5 separate regions of the Homo sapiens genome follow, and regions 1, 2, 3 and 4 are each linked to region 5. A link is a contact called in ENCODE Hi-C or POLR2A ChIA-PET data. All regions are on one chromosome and are shown on one strand. The core of a region is the stretch at or near the end of the contact, and the rest is flanking DNA. Distances in the headings are between cores, read along the strand shown. Region 1 holds the start of COMETT (cytosolic oncogenic antisense to MET transcript). Region 2 has its middle 59 kb from the start of CAPZA2. Region 3 overlaps MET (MET proto-oncogene, receptor tyrosine kinase). Region 4 overlaps COMETT (cytosolic oncogenic antisense to MET transcript). Region 5 overlaps LOC105375463 (a long non-coding RNA gene).

What was found. A loop is a pair of places that touch in the nucleus more often than their neighbours do. ChIA-PET counts read pairs that join two places held with the same protein, here RNA polymerase II (POLR2A). Pooled maps may share reads with other maps.
Region 1: a map of PC-9 shows a loop between it and region 5 (6-fold over the local background). The contact joins the promoter of COMETT here to the enhancer-like site in region 5. A Hi-C loop is called at or near these places in 1 of 168 maps with a recorded cell type or tissue (PC-9), 6 of 37 single-sample maps with no recorded cell type and 4 of 50 pooled maps.
Region 2: a loop to region 5 is called in a map of endothelial cell of umbilical vein, with 2.6 times the contacts of the local background. The contact joins two enhancer-like sites. A Hi-C loop is called at or near these places in 1 of 168 maps with a recorded cell type or tissue (endothelial cell of umbilical vein) and 5 of 50 pooled maps. POLR2A ChIA-PET finds 5 or more read pairs at or near these places in 1 of 52 experiments (activated T-cell).
Region 3: a loop to region 5 is called in a map with no recorded cell type, with 7 times the contacts of the local background. The contact joins two enhancer-like sites. A Hi-C loop is called at or near these places in 3 of 37 single-sample maps with no recorded cell type and 5 of 50 pooled maps.
Region 4: a loop to region 5 is called in a pooled map, with 7 times the contacts of the local background. The contact joins two enhancer-like sites. A Hi-C loop is called at or near these places in 2 of 37 single-sample maps with no recorded cell type and 4 of 50 pooled maps.

Annotation. Positions count from the first base shown.
Region 1 is chr7:116,686,418-116,692,339 of GRCh38, reverse strand. COMETT (cytosolic oncogenic antisense to MET transcript) reads left to right here and starts at 4,313. Exons shown (of 5, transcript NR_165033.1): 1 at 4,313-4,399. The region is part of intron 1 of MET (MET proto-oncogene, receptor tyrosine kinase); the gene reads right to left.
Region 2 is chr7:116,800,837-116,806,680 of GRCh38, reverse strand. No RefSeq gene overlaps it. Among named protein-coding and RNA genes, the nearest start is that of CAPZA2, 59 kb to the left of the region's middle. Within about 2 kb of position 3,765, at least 11 of the 41 ENCODE cell types and tissues checked have a DNase peak (open chromatin) inside an H3K27ac peak, as active enhancers do.
Region 3 is chr7:116,772,159-116,778,032 of GRCh38, reverse strand. MET (MET proto-oncogene, receptor tyrosine kinase) reads right to left here. Exons shown (of 21, transcript NM_000245.4): 15 at 2,922-3,152; 16 at 564-644. Among named protein-coding and RNA genes, the nearest start is that of COMETT, 87 kb to the right of the region's middle. RefSeq lists enhancers at 807-2,006, 5,265-5,409, 4,564-5,763 and a cis regulatory region at 5,330-5,343. Within about 2 kb of position 1,277, at least 8 of the 41 ENCODE cell types and tissues checked have a DNase peak (open chromatin) inside an H3K27ac peak, as active enhancers do.
Region 4 is chr7:116,628,271-116,634,064 of GRCh38, reverse strand. The region is part of intron 2 of COMETT (cytosolic oncogenic antisense to MET transcript); the gene reads left to right. Among named protein-coding and RNA genes, the nearest start is that of MET, 41 kb to the left of the region's middle. RefSeq lists enhancers at 1-626, 3,535-3,654 and a silencer at 1,704-1,904. Within about 2 kb of position 3,009, at least 13 of the 41 ENCODE cell types and tissues checked have a DNase peak (open chromatin) inside an H3K27ac peak, as active enhancers do.
Region 5 is chr7:116,315,773-116,320,965 of GRCh38, reverse strand. LOC105375463 (a long non-coding RNA gene) reads right to left here. Exons shown (of 7, transcript XR_001745336.2): 4 at 4,456-4,534; 5 at 1,207-1,325. Among named protein-coding and RNA genes, the nearest start is that of TES, 110 kb to the right of the region's middle. RefSeq lists enhancers at 3,498-3,647, 3,748-3,827. Within about 2 kb of position 3,550, at least 23 of the 41 ENCODE cell types and tissues checked have a DNase peak (open chromatin) inside an H3K27ac peak, as active enhancers do; they include PC-9, where a contact is called at or near this core.

The DNA of each region.
Region 1 (5,922 bases), core at 3,064-5,563, 370 kb before region 5:
TTGCTTTCTTTAGGGATTAATTTTCTTAGCTGTCATAATTTATAACTATGTAGATAGCACTTTATAGTAAATAGATATGGTCAGCTCCATCATCTCTTCTAATCATGATTACCTTATAAGGTAAGCATTATCCTGTGTTTCCAGATGACAAAACTGAGGTTCAAAGAGGAGAAAATATTATCTGAAATCTACTAAATGAGCAATTCAGTTCTTCTGAGTGTATTTCTAATTGTTTTAAAATGTATGATCCTTATTTGAATTGTTTTAAATTATTTGCATTTCCTGGAAAAGATTTTTATTCCAAAGGCACAGTATTTTAATAAATACCTCTTTTTACCTTCCCAGAATCCACTGTCTCTTATACCGGCAACTCTTTTGAAAATTCTCCCTCTCCTATCTCCTGGGACTGTCAATCACATGGTCTACATCTTTCAACACAGAATGAGTGTGCAAACCAGGCTGGCCTTTCAACGAACTCTGTTCTCTTGACACGGAGCTTGGTCAGGGTTGAGTATGTGGCCAAAGCAAGGCCAAACAGAATCTCTTTGGAGATTTAATATGGATGCTGGGAGAGGGCCTCTTTCATTCTGACAGCATGAGCACTAAAGATGATGTTAACTTGGGATGTCTGATGCCCATCTTTGCCACTATGTGGAGAAAGCCAGCCTGAGCATGAAACTGACCCAAGAGGCCAGAGAGCCCAGACACGGAGGGAGGCAGGCTCCTGATGTGATTGTCTGAGCATCTGTATCCAGCCATGTCTTAAGCTAAGGCGAGCCAGTAAAATTTCTTCTTTTCTTCCTTATTTCTTTTTTTAAATAAGTTTAAAAATGATTCTTTCATTCCTTGCTCCTGAAAAGGTCCTGAGCTAACAATGTCCAGTAGACAATACTACAAACTTGAGTTTAAACACAAAGTCAAGTGCATAAAACCAACTTTACGTAAAATATTCAAGTAATTGGGACAAAGATGGTCTCTTTATTTACTTGAATAATTACTTTAAATATTTCACTTTGCATTTGAGAACATATCTATTAGTTAAGATTTCTGAGGTGGTATACTAGTATTTTCTTATTATATAATTCTAAAATCTTCTACAATATTTACATAAGATAATCTCAAAATGGAAATAATGGATCTAAGTAAAGAGTTAAGATATAGAAACTGGAAAATATTTCAACATTGCTTTTAAGTGCAAGAAAGGGATTTATGATGATGGAATATGGCTGAGGCCCCATATTAAGGAAATTACAGTCATAAAAATAGCCATGGCTAAATCTCCAGGAAGACTTGCCAGAGTGAAATCTTAGGGAAAAATCTTAGCCCTGTCCACATTTATATTATGTTTATTAACTTTAAAAGTAGGTCTATTAAAATAAAGTTAAGATTCCAATAGAAGATTCCTAATGACATTTAAAATACTGTATTTATAAACACTCACTGTTTATGAAGAATCATATTACATTATATCATATGATATTAATCAAGTATTTGGGAGCACCCATTGCATGCCACGTACTTGACTAGATACTAAGAGTTTCTTCCCTCAAAGAGTGTACAGTCCGTGGATTTGAAGATAACAGGATAAACTCCGAAATCTAAATGTGCAACCTAAATGGAAAAGTGGATAGATCCACTGGGCTGAAAGCAAATTTGTAAACATGCTTAGTTGAATGCTTGATTCTTATGCCTAAAGACTTAACAGTTAGTGTTATGATCATCAAAAGCACCTACATTTACTTTAAAAAGATAAAACAATAGGCCATGTCAAAAATCCCTTCTATCGTAGCCAGACACTACCTTGACAATGGTTTCCAACAGTGAATCGAAGGGACAGGAGGAATCTTCAGAATTTTTCAGTGCATTCAACTGCTCTTTGGTATAATCACATTTAAACAGCCCAAAACATTCTGGAGACAAGGTGGAGTGTAGTGGAGAGAGTGTGGGCTTTAGTGTCAGACAGACTTAGATGGGATGTGAATATGGCCTTTTTCACTGACATGCCTTCTGATTTGAGTGTCAGTTTCTTATATTCAAAACGTGGGGATAATGATATACATCTCATGGGTTGGCCATGAGAGTTGGAGATAAACTGTGAGAAACACTGTCCTTCAGTTATGCAGCACACCCTAGCATTTAATAATAGCTACTATGCTTATTATCCTAACTTGTGTTTTGGCCAGTTTTTGCCTGCCCTCATAAAAAATGAGGAAGTTGGCACAGTCCCTTGGGTGAGACCACTCCAAATACCTGGTGACTGTTTCATCACTTTAGTCCTCTCATCTAAAGTTTAAATAGTGTTATTTCTTCTTTTCCCACCCTTTAGCCATCTTGTGGTTTTCCTCTAACCTCGGTTCAAGTTCTTGAAGCCCTTCGAAAATTGCCCCCCAAGACAGAAGCCACAGTAACAGCCTCCCATACTAGAGAAGTAAAAACAAATAGGAACCAGTATTTTAACTCTTTAAAAAAGAGTTAGCTCAGGCCAGGCACTGTGACTCACGCCAGCAATCCCAGCACTTCAGGAGGCTGAGGCCAGACGATTGCTTGAGTTCAGGAGTTTGAGACCAGCCTGGGCAAACCCCATCTCTACAAAAAATAAAAAAATTAGCCAGGCATGGTGGCATGTGCCTATAGTCCCAGCTACTGTGGAAGCTGAGGTGGGAGAATCACTTGAGCTAGGGAGGTTGAGGCTGCAGTGAACCGTGATCACACCATTGCACTCCAGCCTGGATGACAGAGCCAGACTCTGTCTCAAAAAAAAAAAAAAAAAAAAAAAAAAAGAGTAAGCCCATATCCCAACTGAGATTTAGCAAGTAAAGATATAGGATGCTGAGTTAAATTTGAATTTCAGATAAACAGTGGATAATTTGTTTAGTATAAGCATGTCCCAGGAATGTATTTTATATGACAATCCTAGTCGTCAGCAAATGGGGAAAAATAAGGGAACAATAATCTTTTTTACCCACAAAACTCACATTAAAAAGATTTGGGCCAAATCTATTTATCTGTTGGGGTAGAATGTTTTTAAAGCTTTCTGTGGTATATATGTATTGCAAAACTGCATAGCATTTTTTCATTTGGGTTTGCTTCTGTGCATCTAAAACATGTTTTAAAAGTTCCTGGCAGGTGGTTTTAAGTGTCATATGAAGGTATAACTATATGAAAGGGAGTAAAGAAACTTTTTCCCCTCTATAGTTGTACTGTATGTGGCAGCCTGTCATTTACATGAAATTTCTGAAACAGAAAAGGTATTCCCAGATTGATTTACATGCTTTATTTATAATAAATGAGCTTATTAAAAAATTCAAATACAGGTGGCTATAGGAGATAAACAAGTTAAGCTTTGTACAGGAATGATTTGCATGTGTTATAATTAATGTTTCCAGGGGGTGCTCTAAACGGTTTCTTGATTATTACACAAATGTTGTTTCTTTGACAGATAGTGCTTTTATTCAGATTCTTATCTGTTTTTGCATCCCCTCTTAGTCCTATAATCATTTAAAAAGTTGAAAATGGCTGCCTGTTAGCATAAGAAAAAGCCAATTGTGCATTTTCTAGTTGTAACATATGATTGAGACTATTATCCAACTCTGATATGGCAAGAGTAAAGATAAAAAGAATAGAATGCCATTATATCCTCAAGATTATCCTTTATAAATTCATATTCTGTCAGCAAACATCTTTGTCCTTTTAAGAATGGTTGAAAGTACTCAACTTCTTGGAAAGAAGAATAAATGGACATTTGTTTTTACCATTGTACATAATGTAAAAAATATTGTTCAGAAAATACATTGAACTCTCAGAGCCCTGATTGACAGATGGGCTTTTGTCCCATTAATAAATTGTAGGTCAGACAAAAATGTTTCATTGCCCTTGAAAGTGTGAAGGTTGAACTTCCCCAATGTAAAGAAAGTGCTAAAATGCATGAAAACTTATACAAGTATTTGTTTTCGTATTTTTCAGCCAAATGGATGGACATAATTTTGTGATTCAGACTGTGTAGCAGTGTTACCAGTTTTTGTTCAATTAATCCAGGAAGACTGAATAACATAAATCCGCAAATCACATTTGAGAAACATCTTTCCAAGTCTATATATTAAAAAAAAAAAGAGGCAATCAACCTTTGCCAGTTGCATTCAAATACTGGGTTTGGAAAGGATAAACCGACTGAATAGTCAGAATGTGAACCACTGAAGGGAGACAAGTTGGAGAGGAAGCTGGTACATTACTCACGAATGAATCAGACATCCCCTCCCTCCGTGTTTGAAAATGTCCTCGGCATAAAGCATGGTACAATTCCAAACGAGGAACTATGCTCAGGATTGGATTTATATGACTGATCAGTTTCCTCTGCTGTTATCGAAAGCAGATATCAAATGGCTGTGGAGGAATGCAGGTGGTGAGTGAACCCCATTCTTTTCACAGTGGCTGTCACACAAAGAAAGAGAAATCAGCACCCAGGGACAGAGAGACAAAGGGGAGAGGTGTGAGGGTGCCAAAGGCCAAGCCCCCTCTAGTCTCAAAATGCAGAGCGTTTGAATGAGCTGGGCGTTCCTTGTAGTGCTATTTTCTCTTAGGTCTGAATTTATTTTGCTTATTTGCTCACACCTGAGAAATTTTCTTGGAAATCAATGTTTGCAAGTAGACTCTGACACTGGTATGAACTAAGGTCTCTTTTTCACGATCAAAATTGTCAGTATATGACATTTTCTTATTTAGGCAAAGTAGACAAGAATTGTTAGAAATCATGAGAATACTGTGAATGTGAAGGAATAGCCAAACCTGGCCACATTTTGTACAGATGTGGATTCCTTGGGTGAACATAATGCAATCCTAACAGTGTTGGAAGAAGAATTAAAAGTATATGAATAGCATTATGTTGAGATCAATATGTCACCAGAAAATAAAGAACCAAACAAAACTGTTTACAAAAATCTTAAACACTTTTAAAAGAATAGAGAATGCTGAGCAAATAGATTCTCATAAAACTAGGATAGTACAGAAAAATAAGTACAGAATCCAATTTCTGAAACTCAGTAAACACTCTGGATCCTTGAAAAATCAATAAAGCAAAAGGTTAGGACAACCTGAAAACAACTGTGCTTAGGATTGCATTTACGTAACTCATCAATTCAAGGAAAACAATTCAGGGCAGGTTGTGTGTATATAGGCGGTATGTGTATTTATGGGAGAGGAAAGAAATAGAAGAGAGAAGAGAGGGCAAGAAATTAAAACAAACAACTTTTCCAACCATACAGGTGTTGCCCCTTGACTGGGAATCTCCACCTTCCACCTGCAACACGCCCAGGCTGTGCTGTAAAGGTGTGCGCATGTCAGTGGAGCAGCACGGGGGAGAAGAGCTAACTATGCAGACAGAAAGCGGGGCCAAGGAGTATTTCAGAGGGGATACTACTTGAGCTGTGTCTTGCAGGATAAGTTGGAGCTGCTCAGGTGCAGCTGAGGTAGGGGACAGACACTTTGGGTGGAGTGGACTCACACACGGGCACCTGGGGAGAAGATGCAGGGTTGTCCAGGAAGCTGCAATTGGCATAGAGGCCAGGTGGGCTGGGTTGACAGTGGAAAAAGGTATAAGATTAGGCTGTGGCCACATTAAAGAAAGTCTGATATGTTTTGTTGAAGGATCTCCAGAGAATCCCGAAATCCATCTCTCCAATATCACTTTTGTCTATGCAACAGCTATTTAAGACCAAATTTGACAAGTATTTACTGGGGTCCTACTATGCATCAGATGCTTGGGATACATCAGTAAACAAAACCCAACACCCCTGCTCTTGTGGAACTTACTTTTTAGCTGGGGACAACAATTAATACCCATAACAAGCTGATGATGTAGTGTTTCAGAAGTTGATGTGTGTTACAGGGAAAAACAAAAAGTAGGGCTGGGGCATCAGAACTGCCTGG
Region 2 (5,844 bases), core at 2,516-5,015, 490 kb before region 5:
TAAAAATAATGTTGCCCATACCCTTATGAACTAGTTAATTTTCTTTCCAACATTTTCTTTTGGGCCATGTAGATATGACCTAATAGTCACTGCAATAATGCTGTTGTTTCAAAGGGTAGAGACCTTTTTTCTTATACAAATTGAATGTGAAGAAAAAAAAAACCACCTCACACAGTGTGAGAATGCCTGTTTTTCTTGGTAATATTTCATTTCCTTAGCGAGACTATTTTCTTCTGCTTTCCATTGTCAGCAGACAAAAAATATACAATTAAATCAAGGAAACCTGGCAGGGCCGATTTGGGAAAATCGAGTGAAATCAGTTTCTGATTTGAACAAAGGGCAGTTTATTATGTTGGAAAAACACTGCTCTGATGAGATTCACACTCAACATGTCTCATGTTAGCACCGGACACCACCTTGGAGCTCCATTTGTGTTTATCTTTGAGAGGGGGTAGTGATTTTACCCCCAAACTTTGAACTCCAAAGAGGACATGGAGTTGTTTAAGGGTCAGCTAGCGACCAGCACCCAGAATGTTCAAGCAGAGGCCCAGGGCCAGATTCCCTGACTTCTCCAGCCTTGAGCTCTTTGATTCTGAGTACAGATTTGTGTAAACAACTCCAGCAATTATGTGGGAGCAAATGAAGTGCTGGGGTTGGTTAGAGGGAATTTTGTGAATCAGATGAGTTCTACGGAGATTTTCAAAGTAAAAAAATTACATTCTGATGAACCATAATAACACCTTGTACTTGTGTAAAATCTTACACAATTTAATATTTACAATCAATGCTGTGAGGTATAATCTTAATTTTTTATAGACAAGAAAAGCACAACTTTTAAGTAATGTGGAAGGTCACATAGGCAGTAAAGTCAGACTGGATCAGGACCCTGGTCCAGTTTCTATTAGGTTGATACTACCAAAAAGGATGAAGAAAATCAATGTCTGTTTTCATGATTTTTACCTTCAGACTTTTCTGAACTGTGCCAAACTTTGGACATCTGTGGAGGTAATTTTATTCTAGAGTCTTGAATAAAAATTTAAAAAGTAAAATCAAGGTCTCCGGCAATAATGACTGCCACCCTTTGAGAGCTTTGCACACATTGTCTCATTCAATCTTTGCACAATCTTATGAGGAAGCCACTGTTAGTATTTCTACTTTATGGATTCAGAAACTGAGGCTTAGGAGGGTTACGCAATTGGTCCAAAATCGCACTACTGATAAGTGGTGGAAATGAGTCTGACCTAGCATATCTGATTCCCAAGTGTGTCCAGCTAACCTCTGTGCTATCATGAATACATCGAGAGTGAGAGTGGGGGGTGGGTGGGCCTGCCAGCCGCTCTCTGGGCGCTGAATTATGACTGGATTAAGTCAGTAACATGATGTCAGGCGACTCAGGTTTCCACATGTGGCTCTTTATGTAACAGGCAAAATTAGATTGGTGTGCTTCTGCCAAAAGGACAGTTGGACCGAAGGCAAGTAACTTGCTACAGTAAACAACCCATCTCTATGATGCATGTTTGCCACACTTAAGTACAGTTCAGTCTCCTAAAAGTTGTCAGTCAGCTGAGATTCTGAAATAATCTTTCACAGAGTGCTGCTTATCATAAATGGGTGATTTATTTTTATTACCTAAGTTTAAAACTCTTTATAACTTCCAAGCATCTGGAAACTTTCACTGCAAATTTCCATTGAAAAACAGAACTAGAATTTTAGAAAAGCATACTATTTTGTTGATTAAAAATATATTTATTCTGCTTTGGCAAATAGAAACAAGTGAATCTCTTTCTTTAATTTTTTATTAAGAGAAAATCATTTTAATCTCCTCTCCATTTAAATAAAAGTTGAGCAAAACAAAGGTAAAGGATACTGGTTTGAAGCAATATCAAATTATAAGTCAGTGGGGGAGGGGGTAGTTCACAGAGCTTGGTCTAGCCCTGTTTATATGGCTCATACCCCAAAGGGGGATATTTCTGTTGAGAGTTCAAAGTCACAGAGGTAGAAGAACAATATTCTTGACTGGGGAAGGGTGTGCCGAGTCATAGTTCGGTCAATAAGACAAAGGTTATTGAAGGATGTACTAAAGTGTCTGGTTTAGTTCAGTTCCACTGATGCAGAGTGGAACATTTCTGAAAAAGTGCATTAATATTAGCTACCCATGGGGAGTGAGGATGGAGGGGGAGAGAAAGTGGTCGGAGGATATTTCCTGTTCACTTTATATCTTTTTGTCCAATTTAAAATTTTTTCCTCAAAAATATATTTTATAATAAAAATAAACAAAATGAAACAACAAAGGATCTGCACAGAGAACATCTAGGAATGGGCATAGGTTTTTAAGCAGGAAAGTGAAGTGATCAGATATATAATTTTGGTAGCTGTTTTGGGGTTATAAGGAAGAGGCAATACGGAAAGGTAGAATCAAGAAGTCAGCTGTTAGAATACTCTTGAAATAAGATGTTGAGTAATAAGTTCTAAGTGAAGTATAATTTTGAGGCACTATTCTAAAGCCCACATGGAAGATCCACTTCTTTTTTTTTGTTTTGTTTTTTTTGTTTTGAGACAAAGTCTCACTCTGTTGCCCGAGCTGGAGTGCAGCGGTGCAATCTCGGCTCACTGCAACCTCTGCCTCCGGGGTTCAAGCGATTCTCGTGCCTCAGCCTCCTGAGTAGCTAGGATTACAGACAGGCACCCGCCACCACGCCCAGCCAATGTTTGTATTTTTAGTAGGAGACAGGGTTTCACCATGTTGGCCAGGCTGGTCTCAAACTCCTGACCTCAGGTGATCCACCCACCTCGGCCTCCCAAAGTGCTGGGATTACAGGCGTGAACCACTGCGCCCGGCCGAGGATCCACATTTTCTTCAGATCAGAGTATTTAAAATAAAACGATTCTAGGCAAACAGAATGTTAGATCTTTGATATGCCTACACTAGAGGGAGTTGCATTTTTATTATCAGATTACTTCTCTGTCAATAAAACAATGCATAAGTAAACACATCCTTAAAGTACAAAAGTAAAAGTACATACAGATACATGAAAGAAAAAAATGATAAAGAATCTATAATTTGTGAACGACAAACGAACTTAAAAAATTGAGTAAGAACAGCAAATGATCAAATGATGCATTTTTTTTTTTTTTGCTTTAGCTTCTCCCCCTGCCCCACTTTGAATCAACCAGGCTCCATAATGGCAGCCCTGATTTTTTACTTTCTGTCAGTTTAAGCATTCGTTTACTAAAACAATAGCAGTTCAATAAGCAAGACTAATTCCTGAGAGCATTACCTTAGACCATTAGCTTTTAGTCAGTCATTAATTCCTGTGACATGTCCTGGGATTAGATCATTATTGTTATCATTATTATTTTTCTCAATTCAATTTGTTTTCAAAAATGCATCTATGTTGTTTTAACGCTAGATATTTCCTTTCTGAAATATGATTTTTAGTGACTTTGGGACAGTGATTTGCTGCTTCATCCAGGTGTTTCCATAGGCCCTTTCTCACAGCTTAACAAAAAATTAGAAGAAGTTTTACAGCAGTATCACACTAGGATATTTGAGTGTCTCTGTAATTTTTCTTTACTGAGACTTCTAAAATCATTTCTGAGGACCACGTGACTGACTTTAGACATGTGGCCTCTTGGGGGCAGGATTTCACAAAGCCTTTGTATTCAGCGTTTCTTGTTTACAAGAATTGTTGCCACTGATGAATATGGTGGTTGTTTAGTCACAGTTCTGCAGAAGGAAAGCCCCAGTTTGTCTATAATGGAAAGAGCAGATGTCACAGGAACAAAGTGGCCAACGTCAAAGTAAGGGCTTTGATTGGCAAAGAGCAGGCTGTCTATTACCACATCTCCACACTTAGGCTTAGAGACATAGAGAAGAAAACTCGTAAAAACAGCGGTGAAAATTATAAACCACCAAGAAAGGTAAAGGAAATATGGTGCTTAAAAATTCCAGGCTGCCCAATAAAAGTAGGAACTGACATTACAGATCCCCTGGACCATAAATGAAGAACACAAATGGTTTGCAGAACCAGCGAAAAACAGTTCTGACATGTTTGGATGCCAAAGATTTTTAAAGTTGATCTCTTTTGGCCTGGTAAGATTTTATGCATTTTTGTCGTTCCAGCCAAGAGGTCTAAGGATTAGTGGATGTTTCTGCCAGCCTGGGACTCATGCGGTGAAAAGAATGTACTCATGTGACAGTGAAAAATTGAATGCACAAAGACAAAGGGCTTCTTTTCAAGAAAGGAATAAGAATTAATTCTCATTGTAATTTGGGCCCAGTGCTTCAAAAATAACGTTAAATTAGTAGTTAATTTAAATCAGAGATGTCTGTTTATGCATTCTAAATATGGCCATTTTCATCTCAGAATTGCTTCTCTAAGAGTACCTCGTTTTCCACCGGGTGTGGTGGCTCACACCTGTAATCCCAGCACTTTGGAAGGCTGAGGTGGCAATCATTTGAGGCCAGGAACTGGAGATCAGCCTGGCCAACATGGCGAAATCCCATCTCTACTGAAAATACAAAAATTAGCTGGGTGTGGTGATGCATGCCTGTAATTCCAGCTACTTGGGAGGTTGAGGCAGGAGAATCACTTGAACCCAGGAGGTGGTGGTTGCAGTGAGCCGAGATTGAACCACTGCACTCCAGCCTGGGTGACAGAGAGAGACTCCATCTCAAAAAAAGAAAAAAAAAAGAGTAACTAGTTTTCAGAATGCTTAACCAGGTAGGGTTTAACTACGCAGGAGAATTGGACTTGAGCCGTATTCTAAACTGGTCTACATGAGGAGCTAACTCCTTATTAAAATAATGATAGTAATAATAAAGGAGTAGGAGCTATTTCAATATTTGGATGCTAATTTATATAGGCTAATAATTATAAATATATTCACTTATTTTAACCTACATGTTTTATTGATAAGAACAAAAACACATTCATCAGAATAGCTCGGGAACATCAATGGAAGATAAAAGGGAGAAGACAGAAGTGCTTTCTGTTTCAAATGTTTGTTAAATATTTGCCTTGAAGCCAACATAGTACTAGTTGGATGACAAGATAGTAAGTCCTATTAATGATGGGCTTTTCATTACAGTAGATATGCTTTTGCAATTTTCCTAGATTTCTGCCCTGGGGTCACATGGTAAGTTAATAGTAGTTATAAACCTCTCAGCATTGTGATCAATATCTTTGGCTGACGTAATCTAGTTCTCTGGAATAATTTACAACAAAGGACAGTTTGGGCAAGCATCCATTTTATTACCTTCAATTCACCAACTGAAATATTTCATTGGTTTATGACTGAAGTTCTTTCCAATTCTTTGATAGATAAGGAATTGAGATAGTCCTGAAAGAACCCCTCAAATATGAAAAAGAAAAACAGCAATAAGCATTTCTTCCTTTGGGGCATAACGTCTGCATACCTCTCTGTGTCTTGAAACTGTCTGAAGTGCTACAACAGTGAGTCATGTGTGCCTGTGTAACTTGCTATGTGTGTCTAGTCATGTATTCCTCATCTTCAAACACATAGCACATAACTAAAACAATACTGTACTTAGTTTACTTTTTCTTCAACCTGAATGATCATTAACCATCTATTAACATTTGAGCAAAAATGAGGAACAATAATAATTTCTAGACACCAATACTGAAGACTATGGCTCTTATTCTTGCACCTTCATGCAACATGCCTGTCATTTAGACAGAATGTTCTCTTCCATGTCTGTTGTGTATTCCAGGTCTAAAGGCTAAAACAGAAAAAAGGAATCTGTCACAGGAGAAGTAATTAAAGTGATAGTGGGGAGTGTAGAGAAAGAAGTGAGGGAGTTCTCTTGCCAGTGCCACTGTC
Region 3 (5,874 bases), core at 28-2,527, 460 kb before region 5:
TCCAGCATTAAAAAGGGGTAGGTTTCATTTATTTAGGAAGTTCATGTATGTGGAATGCCTCACTCTCCAAAAATGTGGATAAATGAGGTATTACCATACTTATGATTTTTCAATTTTTGGCCAGCGTAGTTTTCTCCTGTTTGTCTTATTTCATTTTTTATCTTTTTAATGGAAGTTGTGGTTAAAAAATAATTATAGTAATGCCTCTGGGTAAAATGAGTCATTACTACTGTAGGTGCCAACATGCTTCCAATAGTTTCCAGAAATGTCACTTGCAAAACAAATATTATAAACCAAACATAGTTATAGTTAAATGATACTCAGTTCATCCAAGAACCTCATTTCTCCTACCCCCTTACTAATGAGGGCTCTGAGGGATCATTTCAGGGGAAGTAGTTCAATAAAAGTCTAGAACAAAACAAATTTTCAGGATTAGGCCCATAATTTCAGTGGTAGCTGATTTTTCCACAAGGGGAAAGTGTAAATCAACGTTTTATTATAAGCTATTTATTAGGTTGCAAACCACAAAAGTATACTCCATGGTTAAATAAAATGCCACTTACTGTTCAAGGATTTCACAGCACAGTGAATTTTCTTGCCATCATTGTCCAACAAAGTCCCATGATATACACAACCAAAATGCCCTGTGCAAAAGAAAGAACTTGGTTAGCACTGCGTAACATTTAATTATGAAATAATTATTTATCAAACCCTTTATGAGCTTCATTTTATTCTTTCTTCTTTCTATACAGCAAAAGAGTACATTTAAAAAATACTTTTAACAATACCACTATAGGTACGTAGGTGTGTTTGTAAATATATATGTAGATGCAACACATTTCACCCAAGGATATAAGCAATGTGATTATTTAATTCATGAATAAGTTGTAGATGATATGACTCATATTAAAGCCTAACCTAATAAAATATTCAACCACAGTGGAACCACTGAAAAGGTGAGTAACATCGGCCTCATCAAATAAATTTTTTTAAAGGATGACATAGTATTTTAAAATATGAAAATAAAGTTAACCCACATGAAGAACTATAATAAAATAAGTTCTCTATATTCTAATAAGCTGAAATGAAATAAAAATGTTACCATTAAAAATAGGATTAGTATTATAGAATAAGGATTTCCCCATTAGTCACTGGTTAATACGTAATCCAGGTTGGCAGAAACTGAAAGGCAGTTGCCCAGATGAAGCAAATTCACCCTGACTCACTTCATCCAGTTCTCTCTGGCTTTAACCACATCATTTTCCCAATGGTAGCCTTTTATCCAGTGGCAGTAATTTCCCCCAGAGGTGCCAAATGTCTGATAGCTGTGTAAGTCATTCACTAATTAATTCATCCAGCTGGCCAAGACACCATGAGTGCCTAGTATGTGAGTGTCAGGCATTAGGCTGCCCTCTACTAATGCAAAGAAGAATAAAATAAAACTTATGCTTTTGAGTGCTCCTATTCTCCTGCAGAAAAACATATAAATACATAGTAGCTAATATTTATAGAGCTGTTAATGATTATAACTTCAAAAGAGAAATAATTGCCATTTTAGTACCTTTCATGATAAAAAATTCTAGTTTTCCAAATGTGTAGAATTAGAACACAATTAGTGAGTCCACACACTCTAAAATTGATGCAATTACTGGGATTTATAGGCCTATGACAGAACTATATATTACTCTGAAGAGAAATGGAAAGATGTTTGTTAACAGTGAAGCCACTCTTGGGGAAGAAGGAGCACACAAAGGATTACGCTCTGGGGTGTTTGACAGAAGAATGTGTGGATGCTACCACAGGAAAGTGAGAAGGCCTTGTGTTCATATAAGGGAAATCACGCCATCAGCTTCTCTTGTATCACACTGGCAGATGCCTGTACAACCTCTTGCAGCACATATAGAATAAAAGGGATCAGAGGCCATTTAGTATTAAGGGTAAAAGCTTTTTAGAAAAAAAAAAACAACAAGAAGAATGAAGTTCATTTCCCGGTTTTTGATTGGTTTCTTTTCCTGCTAAATATTTCCACAAATACTGTTTATGCTAGCTGTTATTGCTGCTTTGGCTAGCTTATTACAAATATTCATTTATCTTTGTATAAAGAAATTGGAGTGCATTGTAGAGATGATATATGTTGCTTTAGATCAGGAGAATGCTATAAATTCTCTGTCTTCTGATGCTGTCCAGCAGTGTACAAACTGCTATAAACCAGGCTTCATAGAGTTTGTCACTGTTCTCAGGGTAAAGAAAGACTGGAGAGAGATTGAATAAAAATACTCAAAATTAAAGGAGTGATATTTATTTATTTATAAGTATTTATTTTTTTGACATGGAGTCTCGCTCTGCTGCCCAGGCTGGAGTGCTGTGGCACAACCTTGGCTCACTGCAACTTCCACCTCCTGGGTTCAAGCAATTCTCCTTGCTTCAGCCTCCCCAGTAGTTGGGATTAAAGGCACCCGCCACCACGCCTGGCTAATTTTTGTATTTTTTTAGTAGAGACGGGGTTTTGCCATGTTGGCCAGGATGGTTTTGAACTCCTGACCTCAGGTGATCCACCTGCCTCGGCCTCCCAAAGTGCTGGGATTACACGTGTGAGCCACTGCGCCTGGCCCTGAGTTTTAGAAGAAAGTAAATGGCACCTTTGAAGAAACTATAATTGCTAGTACACACAGGACGAGGACGAATTGTGATTTAGTTCTAATATATTTGGGGGATTATCCAATTGCTTCCATGCACAAGGGCAAATCCCCACGGATATGATTTACAGGGCTACATTTCTATAGAACAGAAATCAAGTACACTTGTTATCACTGCTCTGTCAGTTGCTTTCACCATTGTCTAAGTTCCTAATCTGCAAAGGCCAAAGATAAAATGCTTACTGGAAAATCGTATTTAACAAAAAGCTGAGTGGAAATACTTACCTCTTCCTATGACTTCATTGAAATGCACAATCAGGCTACTGGGCCCAATCACTACATGCTGCACTGCCTGGACCAGCTCTGGATTTAGAGCACTGAGGTCAATGTGGACAGTATTTTGCAGTAATGGACTGGATATATCAGAGTCCCCACTAGTTAGGATGGGGGACATGTCTGTCAGAGGATACTGCACTTGTCGGCATGAACCGTTCTGAGATGAATTAGGAAACTGATCTGTAAGATGAAGGAAAATTATTAAAGAACAACAGTAAAACCTCATTTAATGGGGACTGAAACAGGAAGAGCTTTTATAATGGAATTAGTTTGATAAAAATGATAATAAATTGGGAAAAGATACTAAGTTATATATACAAGCATTTCATTAGATGTTTACAGATTTTCATTTAAGTAGACTAAGTATTAATTTTGAAAGCTTTTTACCCTCATTTCCTTAGACATTTCTCTCTTTATCAATAGCAAAAAGCCATGCTTATGGTTTATTTTTGAATATACTATGTCCTTAAGAATGGAAGCAGTGGTAGCAGCAAAGGTAGTTGAGCAATTGCCTCGTCTCACAAAAATCCAGCTCAAATATAAGAAAATGAAAAAGATGCCTTTTGAGACACTACTATTTGTTAATGGAATTAATTACTATTGTGCAAAACCTATGGATTCCTGGCCAAGGGAAAAATACACATATGATTAGAAATAAATAATGGCTATATTCCCAAAACTGAAAGCTTTTCACATTAGTGGTAAATTCTCCACTGTGCAGTGATGGCACTGGATTTAGTGTTACTGTTGTTTAGAGAAGGCAGGTTAGATCTCGGTTAGTGGACCATCCTTGTTGTTTAGTTAAGGACACTATGAAAGGGGTAAGCATTCTTTATAAGTTGATCTTTATAACCAAAGCTCTGTAAGAACCTCAGGCAAAGTTCCCTTTTGCAAGGAGAATTTTTTTTTTTATTTCAGGGGAAGAAATGGTGCTGATAGTCAATTTCTTAATGCCAAATAGGGCATTTCCACTTTCCCTTTCTCTTTCCACTGGGAATTCACACATATCAAGGAGGGGGCATCATAGCCACAGCAACTGACATGAAGATAAACTAGGCATAGTATTGAAATGTATTAGTATGTAACACAGGGAGAAGGTTATGTGGGGGTTCCTCATTAGCACCAAAATGTATCATTTGTTTGCAAATAAGCAGGAGAATCAGAATCTGAGAGAAGGGCATAAAAAGAATGCTGTTAGTACCTTGACTATTCCTAATCCCACTTGAGCATTTTTAGTATTTTCTACAGTGGACAGTTTGATTAATAATAAATGAACTTGGCCAAAAGTGGTTCCAGAAAAGCGTTGGGCATCAATTACAGTTATAGTAGACACTAGCCAGAAAAAAGACAAGAGCAACCTTTAAAGAAGGATGTGGAACATCAGTGAAGTACCTGAAATGTTGGGTGAGTGAGGAAGGAAGGAGCCTAGCTGGGTACTTGCTCCCTTAATTCCAAGGAGTCAGGGTCTCTAAACCTTCCCCAGGGGATTGGGAATGCCAATCAGCCTCTCTAAACTCAGGTCTTTCATTCTCACTTCCTAAAGCCTTTGCATCTGGAGATCAGGGCTCTAAATGCTTAAGGGTGCACAGATTGAGGGAAATCCTTGGTGAGACATGGATAAAAGCCCTTTGGCATGAAAACGTGACTCTTCAGCTAAATTCCAACATGTGCAGAAACCAATTGAAACCATCAGTGTGCCACCCTGATGTCACACCACATAGCACTCTAGGTCTCCGTGAAAAAGTCTGATGAGAATGCTGTCCCCACCAGATGTAGAGAGGAAAGCTCTGCAGTTGCCTCTTCATTAGGTTTTGGCTGTGCACCTATTTTCTCATTCTCTCTAAATGACCCTCTTTTACCTGTTTTCTTTTCATGTCTCCAAGGAGCAGGCTCAATGGAGAAAAGAGTGTGAAACTCAACCTTCTTAGCAATGATGACAGAGCTTTGGTGAGTAAGGAGGTTCAAAGAAGATTAGGTAAGTTTTTTTTTCAAAGAAAATTTGTAAATTTTAATGATCTCAGATTAGAACTATGAAATGTGCATATAAAATACTAAATAGATGCACTAAATGTGCACATAAAATACTAAATAGATCTAAATTTCAAAACAATAAACTAGGTTTGATTTTTCCACACGGTTAAACGAATGGATTTTTAAAGGTGAATGGAATCAGGGCAAAGACAATGTTTACTATGTGTATCTCCATAGAAATAACATAAACTTCAAAACATAAGAGGTAGTAAGTGTTGAAAATGTTAAAATGTTAAGTGCTTCATTGCTCTTGAACTTGTTTGGATGAGCAACTTCTAACTTTTCCAGTATCCTCAATGATCTGTGACTCATTTTATTTGTCCAATGGTAAATATTCAACCAAGGAAATGCTTGTACTTGACTCACATCCTGTAACTTCTAAAGATAATGGAGCTGATACAATACAGACCTTTTGCTTTTACCAGGAGATTTAAATAAAACAACATGAAAACTCTGATTAACCTGAACATTACTAGGCATAGTGTTTTACAAAGCTGATGATATTGACCCCTCCTTTTTTTCATGGCATAATTGAAGGTTTTCCTTGGCTAAGTCTCAAAATACATTCAAGTCCTAGAATATGGTGGGAAAAAGGCTGTGTACTAACAGTTCATTGAAAACACTTCGAAGAATTACTAACAGTATAATTTCAATGTTTGGGCTTCAACAGGTAAAAAATGTAGCAGTTCCAACTTACATTTAAATAAGTATATTTTGTAACTTAACTCTTCCTGGATTGTAAAAGAGAGCTTCGCAATTTCTTACTATTGCACTTAGATGATAAACAAATTACTTTTGCTCAAATTAACCTTTTTGTGAAATGAGAGCTTATGGACTCTAAAATCATAATGTAATATATACATGGGTTCTT
Region 4 (5,794 bases), core at 1,760-4,259, 310 kb before region 5:
AAATTGAAACAGTGACTTTACAAAAAAGAATGGAACAAAGAGGCCGCAAGTAAGAGTTTGCTCTTTAAAATCCTTGAGAAGCTAATTTCCATGCCGAAGATAATGTTTCAAAGAGATTTCTTTTCAATGTGTTTTCTTAGGAGGGCAAGATTTCAAAGAAAATTAGCAAAGCAAGGTGACTGTGATGCTGCCATCTGGAGTTTTCAATTAGCATTTCTGACTAATAAAGTTTGGCAAAATTACTCACAAATATTTCCAGAGTTGAGAAATAATCTTGCGGCACTTTCTGTTCTTATTTTTAGGACATCAAGGCGTGTAAAATAACACAAAGAGGTTTGCAAAGTCCAGCTGAAGGGAGCCGGAGCGTCCTGTTTTTACCATCACGCTTCGTTGTTCACGTTGCTTGTGTGTAAAACAGGGTACAGTATTTAGAAACGGTGAAGGAAATGACTGGCCTAAAACTCTTGTGATTCAGTGACTCAAGGATGATTGACACTGTGTAAAAACAGGCACATTAGACCAAGAGATAATTTGAAACCTTATTATTGGGTATTGTTTTTAAAAATTAAACCTATAGACATGAATAAAATGAAAAACTTTATAAGCACAGCTTGTGGAACTGAAAAGGGCCTTAGAGACCATCACTTCCAACGGCCTCATTTTACAGGAGAGAAATCTGAGGACCAGGGAAACCAAGTGACTTTTCTGGGGTCACATGGAATGTCAACAGCAGAGCTGTGAAGGCGTTCAGGTCTGCTAACCTCCCGGCTATGCTCATTCATGGAGAGTGCTTCGAAGAGTGTTTGCAACATTTAGTCACAGTTTATCTTTGGTTAATTCCACATTTACTCCTATTTTTAATGTGTGTGAAAATGGCCCAGATTCATATGATTTGTTGCAGGTCAAACAGATATTAAGAAAAACTGCCAAGCTTGCACCGCTTATGTATAGTTATTTGTTGTGTATGTGCAAGTGTTTGTATGTGTGTGAGCACATAAGCATAATCTCTTTATCTACCATTCCTACATCCAAAAAGCTCTGAAAATTAAACTTTTTCATAAATTTGTGACAAATTCCAGTGGTGCAAAATCAAATCTAGTGTGAACTTATGTGAAGATATTTATAGACTTCACCTACACCAGCCAGTGTAACCCCTTATAGATTTCATTTTAGAAATAGTAATCTGTCTGATTATAGGGTACTACCCTAGATTATCTGAATATGATATGTAACATATGATACTTAACATAGGTTCTATATAATTGATTACATTTTAAAATCCTGAATAATTCTGAATTCTGTTCCCAGTAGTTTTGGATAAGTAATCGTAGACCTTCAATTAGTCCATAATGTAATTTCATTACATTAGTTTAGGCAGTTTTGGCTTATAACCATGCAACTCAGAAAATTCTTTACATATGTGATTCCCTTGGTTTCAAAATATGTGAAACCAGGGGGATTAAATGAGATAAACAAAGTGCTGTCTATGTGGTTATAAATATATAAAAATGAGGAGCTTAGTTTCATCACTACTATTTGTGGTCAGGAAGCCCAGGGTAAATTCAGTGTTTAGTTGTGACAAGTGCCTCATTCCAAGTTTCTGATAAAATCATCTGTCTCCTTTTCCTTTTCCTCCCCCTTTTTTGTAACTTTTACTTTATAGCCTTCTTTTATGTTTTTTTAAATTCTAAGCTGTATCAAATGTTAGCACATATGTGGGGAATGAATTAAAGATTTTCTACCACAAGTCTCACAGTAACTCTGTGTTCTGTTATTTAATCCATGGTGAAATTGAGGACTAATCAGTCAACTAATGTTTATAGTTTACAGTTCAGAATGTGTATGCTGAGTAGGCTAAGTAGGTTAGAGTTTACATGGATTTGGCCAAATTTGACATGATATATTCTTTCTTTTTATTGTAACCCTTATATTTAACCAAAGTCTAGATAAATGCAATGTCCTTATAATCTGTGTTCAGTCTCAACAACATCGACTGCTGAGCCCCACAGCACTGGATTTAGTCCCAGCTGGAGTTCCAGCTTGAAGGGCAAACTCATAACAGGGCCAGGTCTTTCCTTGTTTATAGGAAACTTCACCAATTGAAAATTTTGATCTGTCATATACTGTCAGGATAAATACACACACACACACACACACACACACACACACATATATATATACACACACACACACACACACACACACACCGCAGATGGGTGAGAATTGAACATCTTGAATTTTTCATTGTCCCTAGTCAGGATACTAAGAGTATATTTTGTAGATAAAAGTCATCCTTTTTGGTGTGCATTAGTCCCATCATAATATCACATGTGTTCCTAGTTATGTAAATTCAATTTTCAGATAATCAAGTTAAATGTAAGACATTTGCTTATTGCAATATATGCAGATCTCAGTGGAGGAGGGTGTTCCCTTCTTTTGTCAATAGTCCCTATAATATGGCAGTTACTTGGATTGTATTATTTAAAGGGCATGCATGATGTAATCCAACCCTGTCTTTTTACCACCAGATCAAACAGAAAATAGTAGGATCTAATGGAAAGATACAGGACTAAGAATCAGGTCTCATCTGGCTCTGTGACCTCAGACAAGCCAAAGCTTCTCTGGGCCCCGGTTTCTTCTTTTACAAAATGAAAGGGCTGTATTAGACTACCTTTAAACCTTGTTCAGCTCTAGAATGTTACAATTCTATGAGAATGACCATTAATAAGCTCATAGTCTGTTTTGGATCTTCACTGGGAGGAGAGCTCTAAGTATGGGACAGCTTTTCTTTGCTGGAGAATACACTTTTAAGCTTGAGACTCTGAAATGACTGGTGGAAAAGGGAGAGGCTTGCACCGGTTCAAGAGAGCCTTCTTTTCCCTAAGGACACGTGCTGTAGTCTTCTGACTGTTTAATGACGCAAGGGGAGGGGCGCGTCACAGCAGCTGAGCCTGTGGCTCTGACTTGGCAACTGACTCACTGGCGTCCTGGCTTCTGAACCTTGGAAGAGCCCATAGAAGCGGTAGTGCTGAGTCCAAGAGTATAGAGAAGTGGGCGGAGTGGACACTACCTGCTTTGTGGCAGAGCAAGCTCAGGTCTAGGAGAGGTGGTAACGGTGAGGCAGTGAGCATGGAGTCAGGTAAAAGAGGACCTTGTGAAGGAAGAGGATAATAAGCTTTGCATAAGCAATGCATGGAAAATGGACCCTGAATGATTAGACAGTAGACGCCTTTAAGGAAAAACTCATTTTGTGGATTACCTCAGATGTAATGGATATTCTTTACATCATACATAAAGATGAACTGTTTGATCTGTTTATCTACTACAGTCAGAGCACTAAGGTTTACTGAGTACTGTTGGCATATACTGTGGAAAGTGCTCTATATTCATTAGGTCTTTTAATCACATAACCATAGGAAGTAGGAATCATTATTCCCATTTTACAGATAAAGAGTCCGAGGTTTAGGTGACTTACATAATGCCCAATGACACACAGTGTTTCTTCTCTCCTGTGGAGACAGTTTGAATTCACTTTGGCTAAGTGAAACTGAAGGTAGCAGTCAGTGAAACCTGTCTCTTCATATGAGTGAAACCGAAGGTAGCAGCCAGTCAAATCTGGCTCTTTAGATATAGAGAGAAATTTAAATAATTTTTTAAAAAGTTTAACTCTCTCAGCTATGCTTGACTTCAGTACTCTGGTCTTACTAGGAACTGAACATTTTTATTTTAGTAGTCAGTCACTAAACATTGATTGTTTCTCCCCCTTTTCATTTCTGCTTAAGAATTCTAATCTACTCCCAAGGCAAATGGATACCTTTGGCCAATCAAAGAGAAGGTCAAGTAAAATGAAGTGTGCAATAAAGAAGCACATAAATATATTTCAGAAAAAAATGTAAGTTACAGTTTCTACTGTTGCTGGTCTTTGCTTTCGTCTGCCTTTTAACCCTTTCATGGCACGGTTATGAAGTCTCTTAGTTATCAAACTATGATCTTCAGGTCAAATCTGGCCATCTTATTTTGTATGGCCCATGAGCTAAGAATAATTTTTACAAATAAATATTTGCAATTTATTTGATGATAGGGAACTCTAACTTTTTTTTTTTTTGAGACAGGGTTTCACTCTGTCACCCAGGCTGTTGCCATGGTGTGATCATGGCTCACTGTAGCCTTGACCTCTTGGTGCTCAGGTGATCCTCCCAACTCAGCCTCCAGAATAGCTGGGACTGTAGGTGTGTGCTCCCACACCCAGCTAATTTTTCTATTTTTTATAGAGATAAGGTTTTGTCATGTTTCTCAGGCTGGTCTCAAACTCCTGGGCTCAAGCCATCCACCCAGCTTGGCCCTGCAAAGTGCTGGGGCTACAGGCGTGAACCACTGGGCCCAGTTAGAACTGTAACTTTAAACTCCTGATTAAGTGAATTTCATTCTTTTCATTAGTAGACCTGTATTCCAAAAGAATTGTACCGAATTGTTATAATCACTATATTTTGAATTTTACCAATAAAAATGTTGTGAAAATATATTTTCTTTCTTTTTATGTAAGTGTCTATGTACTATCCTTGATTTTGCTTCTTGGTCCACAAAGTCTAAAATATTAACCATCTGGCCCTTTAAAGAAAAAGTCTGTTGACCTCTCTCCTAAGGCATGAGGCTACAGTAAGAGATTTCTCTGTGCAAAAACATGCCCTGAAGAGGCAAACTCGGTAAGGTGAACAGAGGATACTTCCCTTCTCTTCCAATAATTGGCAAGAAACAGCCTTTGTTCCCAGAGAAATTTTAGAGAAACATGAAAACAAAACAGGTTTCAAAAGTCTCTATGCTTTTTTACCTTTCTTTAAACAACTTTCTTCTAAAAAACCTAACCAGGATTGTACAGACAGACATTCACTGGGCCGGTGCTCACACTATGCTAAGGAAGTTAATGTGTGCCCAGGCTAAATCATAGTTAGAAACAAATGCAGCCAGCCAAGTCAGGCATGATTCACGTCACTTAAGTACAAATAGCTTAAAGGGCACCTGAACTAATTCACAACTAATTAAACTCTTACATTTATTATCATCTAAATCTAAAACTTAGGTGATCTCTTTGGTGGGCTGTGATTTTTTCCTAATCACTATTAATATTTTTGACTTCAGTTAGCAATCATAATACTAGATGTACTTACTTTGATTTTTTAGAAATAACTCATATTTCCTTTCATTACTCCAAATGGTGAAATGTGTTTTGTTTTCACTTTTCACATCATACATTGATCCATTTAATATATAGGTTAGTATTTAATTGTGATAATAATTGGTCTTTACTTGATGAAGTAAATTTTTTTGTTTATCCCTTTTAGGTATCATTATAATTGTTTCATGGTTAATATTGTATGGGTTGGTGGCACTGGTTTGGTGCATAAATAATAATGGAATTACTTCATCTTTAAGTTTTTGAGATTTTTACTTAGTAAATACTTGTAAAAGTTTGATTTTTTTTTCCTGCTGGGATACTTATAAACCGTTTGTGATTTATATTTCATTTTTGCTTTTTATCATTTTACTTTCTGAACATCTGTTTGATTATAACAATAATGCTATAATACCATGTCAGTCACTCCAGATTTGGCTAGTGCTCTAATGCAGGTTGGGGATGCTTCCAATACTGCAGAGAATCTCCGTTAGAGGCGTGTCAGTGGATAAAGTTGTTAAGCCTGCTCTGACATTTCCCAAGAGCTCCTCAAGGTTCTGTGCTCCCAACCTACAGAGACTACAGTTTTGATCCAAGGGGAAAAATTGACTTAACTGGTACATT
Region 5 (5,193 bases), core at 2,301-4,800:
TCTACCTCCCAGGTTTAAGCGATTCTCCTGCCTCAGCCTCCTGAGTAACTGGGATTACTGGTTCCCGCCAGCAGGCCCAGCTAATTAGCTATTTTTAGTAGAGATGGGGTTTCATCATGTTGGCCAGGCCAGTCTTGAACTCTTGACCTCAAGTGATCCACCTGCCTCAGCCTCCCAAAGTGCTAGGATTACAGGCTTGAGCCACCATGCCCAGCCAGTATGTAGTCTTTTAAATCTGGCTTTTTTTGCTTGGTATAATGCACTTGGCCATGTTGTGTCTATCAGTAGTTCATTCCTTTTTAATCCTGAATAGTATTCCATTGTATGGATGTACCATAATTTGGTTATCCATTCACCTGTTGAAGAACATTTGTGTTGTTCCAGTTTTGGAAGATATATAGAAAAGCTGTATAAACTTTTCTATATCTGCTTTTATGTAAATAAAACTTTCATCTTTGAAGTGGCAATGCTAGATTGTATTGTAGGTAAATACTTAACTCTTTAAGAAGCTGCTAAACTGTTTTTCTAAAGTGACAATACTATTTTGCATTTCCATTAGGAATGTATGAAAGTTTCGCTTTTTCTATGTGATCATCAATATTGTCAGTTCTTTTGATTTTAGTAATTGTAATAGGCATGTAGTAGTATGTCATTAGGGTTTTTCATTTGCTTCATAACTAATGAACTCAAGGGTCTTTTCATGTAATTATTTGTTATATGAATATCTTCTTTGGTGAAGTGTCAACTCATGTATACCTACGTAACAAACCTGCACATTCTGCAAATATATCCCAGAACTTAAAGTAAAATTTTTAAAAAGTGACCAAACGAAAATAAATTTTGTCCTTTTTGTATTACATTGTTGTTTTCTTAGTATTGAGTTTTGAGACATCCTTATATATCTTTGTTATAAGTTCTTTATCAGATAAATGATTTGCAAGCATTTTCTCCCATTCTGTGGCTTATTTTTTCAAAAGGTACAATAATTTAATTTAGATTTCACTTTTAGGTATTGATCCATTTTGAGTTAGTATTTGTATGTAAGGTATGCTTTAAAGATCTCTCTTTCTTTTGTTCCTCCTTCCCTCCCTCCTTCCTTCCTCTCTCTCTTTTTCTCTCTCTGCATATTGTCTTAGTTTACTAGTGTTGCTATGATAGAACACCCAAGACTGGATAATGTGTAAAGAACAGAAATCTATTTCTTACAGTTCTGGAGGCTGGGAAGTCCAAGGTGTCTGCAGATTTAGTTGTCTGGTGAGGGCCGTCCCCTGATTCCAAGATGGTGCGTTGTTGCTGCTTACTCAGGAGAGGCAGAACACTGTGTCCTTATATGGTGGAAGGCAGAGGGCAAGAGGGTCAAATGTTGAGTGAAGCTCCTTTTATGAGGGCCTTAATCCCACTCGTAATGGGAGGAGCTCTCATTACCTAATAACCTCTGAGAAGACCCACCTTTTAATGTCACTGCATTGGCCATTAAGTTTTAACACCTGAATTTTGAAGGGGACATATTCAAACTATAGGACATGTGGATATCAAATTGTTTCAACACCAATTGTTTCTGCACTGAATTGTCATTTCCCATTCAGTTTGATGCTAGCTATAGTATTTTGGTTATTTGTTTTTTAAATGGATGCCTTTATCAAGTTAAGGGAATTCCCATCTATTCCCAGATTACTGAGTGCTGTTCATTCTATCATGAATCTATATAGAATTTTGTCAATTATATTTTCTGCACCTATTGAGATGTTCGTCTGTTTTTTATATGGTGAATTACGTCAATTTATTTCCAAATGTTTGCCCTGCACTCTCATAATAAACCTCATTTATTCATGATGTATTATTCTTTCTATATGTTGTTAAATTTCATTTGCTATAATTTTCTCAAGGTTTTTCGTACCTATGTTTATGTGGGATATTTAATGTTGTGTAGTTATCTTTTCTTGTAACATCTAGATTTTGGGTTAAGGTAAGGCAGCCCTCCCAGATAAAGTGGGAAGTATTTCCTTGTCTTAAATTTTCTGGAAGAGTTTGTGTATAATTGGTTTTATTTATTTACTAAAGGTTTGGTACAATTTAACCATGAAAACTTTGGTGCCTGGAGTTTTGTGTGTGGAGGTTTTTAGCTATAATTTCAATTTCTTAAATAAATGTGGGGCTGTTCTGGTACTCTCTTTTTCCTCTACCTGGGATTTCCTCCATTCATTGCCTACCCCTCCCTCCCACTCAACAAGAGTCACTACTACAAGTCCTTTCAGATCAGCTCATCTCTCACTTTCCCAAAGCTTTCCCTAACATGTACCCCTTTTTCAAGGTTTCCTCCCTTATGCCAACAACACCCTGTGCATGACTACTATTGATTTTATAGCAGCATATAGAGAATATTAAAAATTCTCTATATGAAAATTTTTTCTATTTGTGTGTTTTCTTTCCCAACAGACTATACAATTGAGGACAAGAACTATGTCATTTTTATTATCATGTCCTTGGTATCTATACAAATAAAACATGGATTTACACATATTACACACTGCATCTATTACATAAGCATGCAATGAAGATATAGGTTCATATGTGCATATATATGTATATTTACATTAGATATGTATATACATACTTTAACATACATGTAACTGTATACTTTATGTACTTATATGTATATAAGTAATTCACCTATATACGTATATGTAAAAGTCATATATGATAGTCATATATATGTAAAAGTCTGTTTTTGCCAGTTTTTTAAAACAAAAATCATCAGCATCATAATTTATTGAAGTCGACTGCCCTTTCTTAACCTTATGAGATTTAAAAAATGTTTGGAATTTTTTTTAAGCCCATGAAGTTTACTCTTGTGAGGAAAGCCAGGTTGAGGGCAATGGCATTTCCACATTTTCTGGGGCTTAATTGAAAGAACATAGAGAGAGGGCTGGGTGCAGTGGCTTATACCTCTAATCCCAGCACTTTGGGAGGCCGAGGCTGGCGGATCACCTGAGGTTGGGAGTTCAAGACCAGCCTGACCAACATGAAGAAACCCCATCTCTACTAAAAATACAAAATTAGTCAGGCATGGTGGCGCATGCCTGTAATCTCAGCTACTCAGGAGGCTGAGGCAGGAGAATTGCTTGAACCCGGGAGGCGGAGGTTTTGGTGAGCTGAGATTGCACCATTGCACTCTAGCCTGGGCAATAAGAGTGAAACTCTGTCAAAAAAAAAAAAAAAAACTATATATATATAGAGAAAGGTATGTATCAAGCCTGTTAATGACCACGGGCCATCTGTGTAGTCACACAAAAGTGTCTAGTTTTCTTCCACATTTCTATGTGTCTTCTTTAGCATTTTCCTTTCTAAAAAACAGGCTCTATAACTGGGCACACTTGAACCCCACAATTAGTCATGGATGTGGTGATTCATCAGGCTGGCTTCTAAGTGCAAGCAGCCCTGGCCTTTCTAAGCCTTGACTGTTGGCAACTCTTTTTTCCCCGCTCTGAATCAGACGTGTATTTGTTTGAGTAATCAAGAAAGAACTGTCTGTCTTGTGACCTTAGAGGCTGGTGAAAGGGAGCAACTGAGTGTTTTTGGCACAGGAAGGTTAGTGAACAATGCAAATCTGTAGATCAGAGAGCACGCTGCTTGGCTGCTGACTCTGGGCAGACTTGAATGTCACAGAATGCTCTGATTGCCGGCAGGGTTTTTCACCCTCTGCCGAAAGCCATTTTAATATAAGCAGAATAGATTTCAGGTATTCCAGAAACCATTCTTAAACTTTCACTGTGTTCATGTTGTTAAATTCTATACCTTCTATTAAGACTTGCAGTCTTTCTGAAATGAGCATTTTGAATCTGACTGTGATAAGAGCCAGTGAGAGACAGCTTTACACATGGATGCCACTGGGAAGAAAGCACATCAAGTAACCCTGCTGAGGAATGAATGAATCAGCCTAATGCAAATTAGGTGAGAAACTGGACCGCACAGAGGGGATGTTGAAACCATTTTAGAGATGAGTGAGAGGGATGATAGCCAGTGAGTGAGCCCAAGAACTTTGATGACAATGAAGGCAGAAGAATCTGGTGGACGCAAAGGATTCACTTCTTATAATGAATTCACTCATCCCATTTGCCTGTTAATCAATGGGTGTTTTAAAGATGCCAGTTGGAGGAAGTCCAAGTGTTCAATTTTAAAAATGCCTATTAGATTAATTACAAGAAAGTCTCTCTCTCTCTCTTTCTTTCATCTGTCATTTTTTCTCTTGTTAGGGGTATGCAGGAGGTCTTCTAATAGACCAGAGAGAGATACAAGCCACAATTCGGGAAAATATCCCAGTAGACTCCTCTCTGCCTTATGTTTGGCATTCTTGAAATCTACGCTATCTGTCTTGAAATCTTTGAACAATGTACAATAATCTTATGCTTGCCCAGGGAAACCTGTTCCATTAGATGAGGTGAGTTGGTTACATACCTTCTTTGACTTGTGTTCCCAAGTGATCTTATTCCAAATATGACTTGGGGACACTTGTATGTGCCGTTCTGATATTGTCCTAAAAGGAAATTATTTTGGAAGTAAAGCCACTGATAAAATCAGCTCAGGAAAATGCACTTTGCAAATATGAGAATATAGGCATTATTAAAAGCCATGCTATAAAAATACCAATGGTTATTTTTACTGAGAGTAGTGTTAAATTTATGGGAGGCTATTGTTTTGGACTAAGCTCTTGCACTAGGCCCAGAAGAACAGACCAAACCAGAATGGAATCACTAGTGCTAGGTCCCCAAACTGGACTTTAAAATCAGCCAGTTAGAAAACAAACAAAAAAACCCCCAAAAAAACACAAAACAACAACAACAAAAAACAGATTCACAGCAATCAATTAAAAGGGGCCCAGTCAACCTGAGCTGACATAATAAGAAAGTCCCCTGGCTCTGCTTTATCCTTTTAAAGAAAGTAACTTTGAAACAACCAATCGGCTTTCTGTTCCTGTTTCTGCTTTCTTCAGGCTTTTCTGCCTATAAAGCCCACTGCCTCTCCTCAGCTTACTAGCGTGCTTTTCTGTTTCATAGATGGGATACCGTCTGATTAATGAATCACTAATAGTTTAGATCATTAAACTAAATTTGTTGAAATTTTTATTTTTTGACAGTAGTTACACAAGAACAATAAAATACCCTTAAGAGGAAAGTGAGAATATCTCATCCGAGA